2 separate regions of the Homo sapiens genome follow, and region 1 is linked to region 2. Evidence: read pairs that join two places in POLR2A ChIA-PET (ENCODE). Cell type or tissue: GM12878. All regions are shown on one strand. Each heading gives the region's core, and the rest is flanking DNA. Links, peaks and the distances in the headings are about the cores only.

Region 1 (2,922 bases), core at 94-2,593, 120 kb after region 2:
ACAGAAATATAATGTGAACTACATACGTAATTAAAATTTCCTATTAGCCAAATTCTAAAAAGTGAAAAAAACTCAGGTGAATTTTAGTAATATATTGTTTTTAATAATCTATTTTATTTCACCAGTTATATTCAAAATGCTATCATTTAAACATGTAGTCAATATAAAATTGAGACATTTTACTTTTTTTTTATACTAAGTCTTCAAAATCCAGTGTGTATTTTATGCTTCATAGCACCTCTGTTTGGATGAGCCACATTTCAAGTGCTCAATTGCCACATGTGGCTACCAGATTGGACTATGCAGCTCTAGAGGGTTTTCACTGACACTCAGTGTGATGAGACTGCCCCCAAATTATGTCATTCTCAGGCTGGCTGCATTGTTGGAGGAACTGTGCTTAAAGTTATACCACTCAGAAATATTTCATTTCTGTTAATGGAATAAGAAAGGGTCGGGGCTCTTTGACATCTAAACTCATGACGGAAGCTGTACTGGTGCCCACTGCCTGTGACCTGTGTCCAACCCTTCACTGTGAGTCCTGGAGCAATTTCAGTGACTAAAATACTAGAATTTTAAAAAGTGAACACTTACCAAGTGGTGTCTTCTTCTCTTGCTTATCTTTCAGAGCCCTTGGATATCTTTTGTTCATGGTAAAGGTTGCTACTGGAGCCAACAGCAGCTTTTTTTCAAGGAATAGAATAAAATTATCTTTCCATTCCCATTTCTAGTAACACCCATTGGACCTTTTCAAACAGGTTTTAAGTTTCCAAATCCTGTTCCCTTTTCAGTGATTTCTGAGCACTAACATCCATCTAGGATTTGGCAATCCAGCACCTAACCAATAGTGAATGCAGCTAAGGGGCAGGAGTATATGTAAGTGAATAAATCTCTGAGTAGCCCAAAAAGATGTTTAAGATGCATAAAAGACCAAGCACAAAAATATCCCCCTTCATTATCTCCATTTTGCAGATGAGAAAACTGAGGCTAACAAGCTTCCTCAGTCATAGAAATTAAATCTGATTCCAGGCCAAGCATCCTTTCAGCCTCATTGCATAGCTCCCTGGAATGGCTTTTTTCCTTGCAGAACTGAAGACACTATTATCTGTTCTTCCACATTAATTACCTAGCATCCTTCCTCTATGGTGTTTATCTTCCCTTCTTAAGAAAATCTATGGAATTTTAATATAAATCTTTCCAAATTACAATGTGCCTCAGATAAAGCACTTAAAGCTACCTGAAGCTCAGAGTCCAATAATGAAAGAATATTCTTTAACTTATTAAATCACGACAATCTAGACAATGGATAAAAAGGAGTGACAAAGCCCAGGAGTGACAAAGCCCCATTAACATTCTTCTTTGTAGGAAACACATTATCCCTATGGGGTCTTTCTCACCAAGACTAGCAGCTCTAGCTCTTAGTATCATGACTGACCCTTGCATACATCTTGGAAAAATGGGGATTAGTAAGTGCAAATAATGATCAAGACTTCTCCGGGGCTGATATATAAAGGAAATGATGATCACTCCTGAGAAATGCTCAACTAGAGGCAATTCAGTACATAATGAATCTTACAGGTACAAAAAGTCCACTAAACTTACATACGTATTTGTGTGGTTTCACTTGATTTTTTGTTTTTTTAGAGATGGAGTCTTGCTCTGTCACCCAGGCTGGAGTGCAGTGGCACGATCTCCCCTCACTGCAACCTCCACCTCCCAGGTTCAAGCAATTCTCCTGCCTCAGCCTCCTGAGTAGCTGGAATTGCAGGCGCCCACCACCGTGGCCGGCTAATTTTTGCATTTTTAGTAGAGACGGGGTTTCACCCTGTTGGCCAGGCTGATCCTGAATTCCTGACCTCGTGATCTACCCGCCTCGGCCTCCCAAAGTGCTGGGATTATAGGTGTGAGCCACCACGCCTGGTGATTTCTAAGGTATGTATAGCCCAAAGGCAGGGATGCTGCTAGAACTATGCTGATGGCTAGAAGGCAGCTCCACACACAATACGCAACATCAGTTGTTAAACAGAATTGAAATACTCACTAGCAGAGACAAAAAGTCCAAAGTACATGAAAAGTAGAGTGTGATGTGACTATATATGTGAAAATGAGGGAGATTCAAAAGTCAAATGTACTCGTCACATAGCATCTGAATTGGGTGCCATGAGATGAGCAAACATAATTTGCAACTCTAAATTCCTTTTCTAGAACCAGTGGTAGTCCTTGTTCCTAAACAAACCAAAGGCTTTCTAACCATGAGGTCAACTGAAATTATATACATGAAAGGTGCTTTCTAAACAGTAAAGTGTCCATATCAGATTATTATTCCCAAATTAAATGAGAGAAAATATACTTCAAGGACAATTAGATCTTTGTGTAACCTTCATTCATGGACCCCAATCAACCATTCAGTTTCTTCCAAGCTCCTTTCTAGCAGATGCCGTATGTGTAATTGGGCATGGGGACTGGATCTATATCACTCTTTTGCATGCGTGTGCATCCATCTTGCTTGATGGGAGGACAACCCAAATAGCTCACAGAAGAAACAGGAGTCATGAAAAAAATAACAACAAAATGTATTTAAAAACAGACTTCTCCAGTTGGCATTTTGAATGAAATTGCTAACAACTCCAACCCTCTATATTGTGTTTCTTTTGCTCCTGGAGTCCTCTTGCAGCTTTAATTCTTGAAACTCAGGCGGCAGCACCAGACATTAAATCCCCAAAGGGAGAGGTATTAGTAAACCTTTTGCTGGTCATTCTTTTCCGAATGCAAATGGACAAATTCTTAAGCCCTCTTATTCATTTCATGATGATCATTAGATAAAAAAATTAAGCCTAACTTGCATATTGAAAATAAAAACAAAAACACACACAAAAAAACCTTGCAGATAATAAATATCGCTTATTCACTTATTTTAAACAAAGT
Region 2 (2,922 bases), core at 176-2,675:
GGAAAAAAAAAGAAACATTATTATCCTTATTTTTCTCATTTTAACAGACAGTGGTGAAACTATATTATGGCCTGGAACCCATGTGTGGGACCAACACTGGGGAACTAGTGCCTTATCATTGATTTTTTTTTTTTTTTTTGAGAGGGAGTCTTGCTCTGTCACCTAGGCTGGAGTCAGTGGTGCGATCTCGGCTCACTGCAAGCTCCGCCTCCTGGGTTCACACCATTCTCCTCTCAGCCTCCGGAGTAGCTGGGACTTCAGGCGTCCACCACCATGCCCAGCTAATTTTTTGTATTTTTAGTAGAGATGGGGTTTCACCGTGTTAGCCAGGATGGTCTGGATCTCCTGACCTCGTGATCCTCCCGCCTCGGCCTCCCAAAGTGCTAGGATTACAGGCGTGAGCCACTGCGCCCGGCCTTATAATTGATATTCTTGATAGAGGTCTGAGGCTTGACGGTATGGACATCCCTTACTCCCCAAGGCTGAACACTTAACCTCTTCCCCCTCTTCCTTGTTTAGAGTTTAATTTTTAAAAATATCTACAGAGTCATGTTCATGGTGACAACCCTGCCCTTTGTTTCTCTTTCTTTCTTTTTTTAATTTGGGATGTGGATGTTTGGAGTATTTTCAGTTTTGTTTCTGATATAAAAAATTCCATGAAGCAAATCTTTGTACTCATGTAAAAAATAGAACTAAGATTTCTGGGACAGATGTAAAATATAGTTTTGCATCTTATTTATATACATTTATATAATAAATTTGAGGCTAATTTATTCTCCTTAGATTCTGTGCCTAATAATAAAAGCTAGGAATGACTAAGTCTCAGCGCTGGAGTCCTGACTGCAAGGAGCATTTTCAAATTCATTCAAGGTTGATTGAATTGGACATGATTTTACTTTTCTTCCAAATCTTGTTTCTCCCCAATTCTTGGAAAAGTATTTGTACTTTTCATGTGATAATAGCAATTGCACTCCTTTCCCCAGTATGGGGCATGCTCTGTATCTCTTGTCTTTCTCTTTCTCTCTCTTTCACACACAATCTCTCTTACAAAGCCATAAGAACCAATTACACTATGTGTGTGCAAATTCACTTAGTCTGGCACTGCTCATGACAAAGTTGCTTAGACAACCCACCTGAGGGTTGAAGACTTTGCAGATTACGACAAGATCTTTTGGGCTTTTCAAGTCCAAGGCTCCTGCATCGTAGGACAAATATACTCTGCAGACTCCATAAACTTTCAAAGGAGAGATAAACCTGTTAGTGTGTGTGTGTGTATGTGTGGTGTATATGTGCGCACATGGGGAAGTGAAGATGCCCAGCCAGAGGTGTGAACTTCCAGACATTCAGGAAAGGAAGAAGAGCTTTAGAAAAAATAAGAGTAATATGATCAGATATCTACATCAGCTGTTCAGCAATCTTTCCTCGTTAACACTTTGGGGAAAGTGCAGGTGGTGAAGGGTATCACTCAAGTTGCTGTGGTTTTGTCATGAGCAGGCACCAGCACTGGGCTTCCCCATGGGTTGTGGTGAGGAAAACCACATCATTGCTGCCTTGCCTTTAGGCCAACCCTTCTGCCCTGGAGACCTGAGTTGCCTGTGCCTAGAAACAATGAAGAATGTTATTGAAGAGGGATTTTTGCAACTTCAGCTAGTCCCTTGGAGGAAAGTGTTGGACAGGAGGGCACCCATATAGCATAAAGATGGGTTTTCATGGACACTGTCAAGGCAAGTGTCTGTTGGCTCCACCGTAAACACAAGGGCTACAACTGGCTGGCACTCCTGTGCTCCAGAGGCCCCAACCCCAGCTGTGAAAGATCGACTAGGTCAAGAGGACAGCTGTCTGCTAGAAGAAACTGCTAAGCATTGAGGTTCTGAGTACAGTTTGGGAATCAGAGAGACCTATGTTAATCCTGGCTTCTCCATTTCCTAGTTGTGAGTTTGGGAAAGTTACACAAAATTTCTGAAAGCCAGCCATTGTAAAATGGGGATAATAATATGTACTCACAGGTGTAGGAAGGCTCTATTATTATTATTATTATTATTATTATTATTATTGAGACAGAATCTCACTCTGTCACTGAGGCTGGAGTGCAGTGGTGAGATCTCAGTTCACTGCAACCTCTGCCTCCTGGGTTCAAGCGATTATCCTACCTCAGCCTCCCAAGTTCCTGGGACTACAGGAGCCTGCCACCATGCCCTGCTAATTTTTGTATTTTTTGGTAGAGACAGGGTTTCACCGTGTTGGCCAGGCTGGTCTTGAACTCCTGCCTCAAGTGATCCGCCTGCCTTTGTCTCCCAAAGTGCCGGGATTACAGGCGTCATGCCCGGCATTGGAGGGCTCAGTTAAATGAGAGTGTGCTGTAAAACATTTAGCCCCCAGCCTCTTCTCCGGCTTCCATGGTTCACGACTGGGCTTACATTACCCACACCAAACTCAGGAAGAGTTAGTTGGGGATGGGGATAGGGGAAGGAGGTGTCTTTTCTGGTGGCCTCTAAGCAGAATTCTACAACTGGTTCAGGTTGATAATTTCCACAGCCTGAAAAGTAACTAATATATGATTCCTTCCTTCCAGCTATGAACAATATGTTGTCAAGCCTCAGAAAAATCCTCAATGTGAAATCAGAATTAAAATTCTGTGTCCTAAAACTTTCTAGATAATTGCCCTTTGTTAAGTGTTTAAAACTCTAGGCCACCTTTTCCCAAGGAAATGGAGGCAGACACTTGCTTTTCCTTGTCAGTGGCATTATCTTGAGGTTCTAAAATGGCAGTAGTATATGTGACAGTGTTTTGTAAACTGTAGGTCACCATGCAAATACCAGTTATTATTAGCAACAATTTCCTGCAGGTACATGGGTATCAATTTGTAAATAATCAGGTGAAAAATCCCACAGGACTATGCATGAAAAGAAATGGATTTTAATC

What was found. ChIA-PET counts read pairs that join two places held together with the same protein. Peaks named below come from ENCODE experiments on the same cell type or tissue, not always from the same donor. Only the 100,000 strongest peaks of a DNase experiment are listed, where the experiment ranks them.
Region 1: POLR2A ChIA-PET joins it to region 2 with 5 read pairs; 2 of 35 experiments call an interaction of 5 or more read pairs at or near these places.

Annotation. Positions count from the first base shown.
Region 1 is chr3:186,585,425-186,588,346 of GRCh38, reverse strand. It overlaps DNAJB11 (DnaJ heat shock protein family (Hsp40) member B11), which reads right to left. Exons shown (of 10, transcript NM_016306.6): 10 at 2,554-2,922. Among named protein-coding and RNA genes, the nearest start is that of DNAJB11, 16 kb to the right of the region's middle. In GM12878, for the core only: no CTCF peak of the experiment used is centred there; no DNase peak of the experiment used is centred there.
Region 2 is chr3:186,704,930-186,707,851 of GRCh38, reverse strand. It overlaps the pseudogene HRGP2. Among named protein-coding and RNA genes, the nearest start is that of KNG1, 11 kb to the left of the region's middle. In GM12878, for the core only: no CTCF peak of the experiment used is centred there; a DNase peak (open chromatin) is centred at 1,501.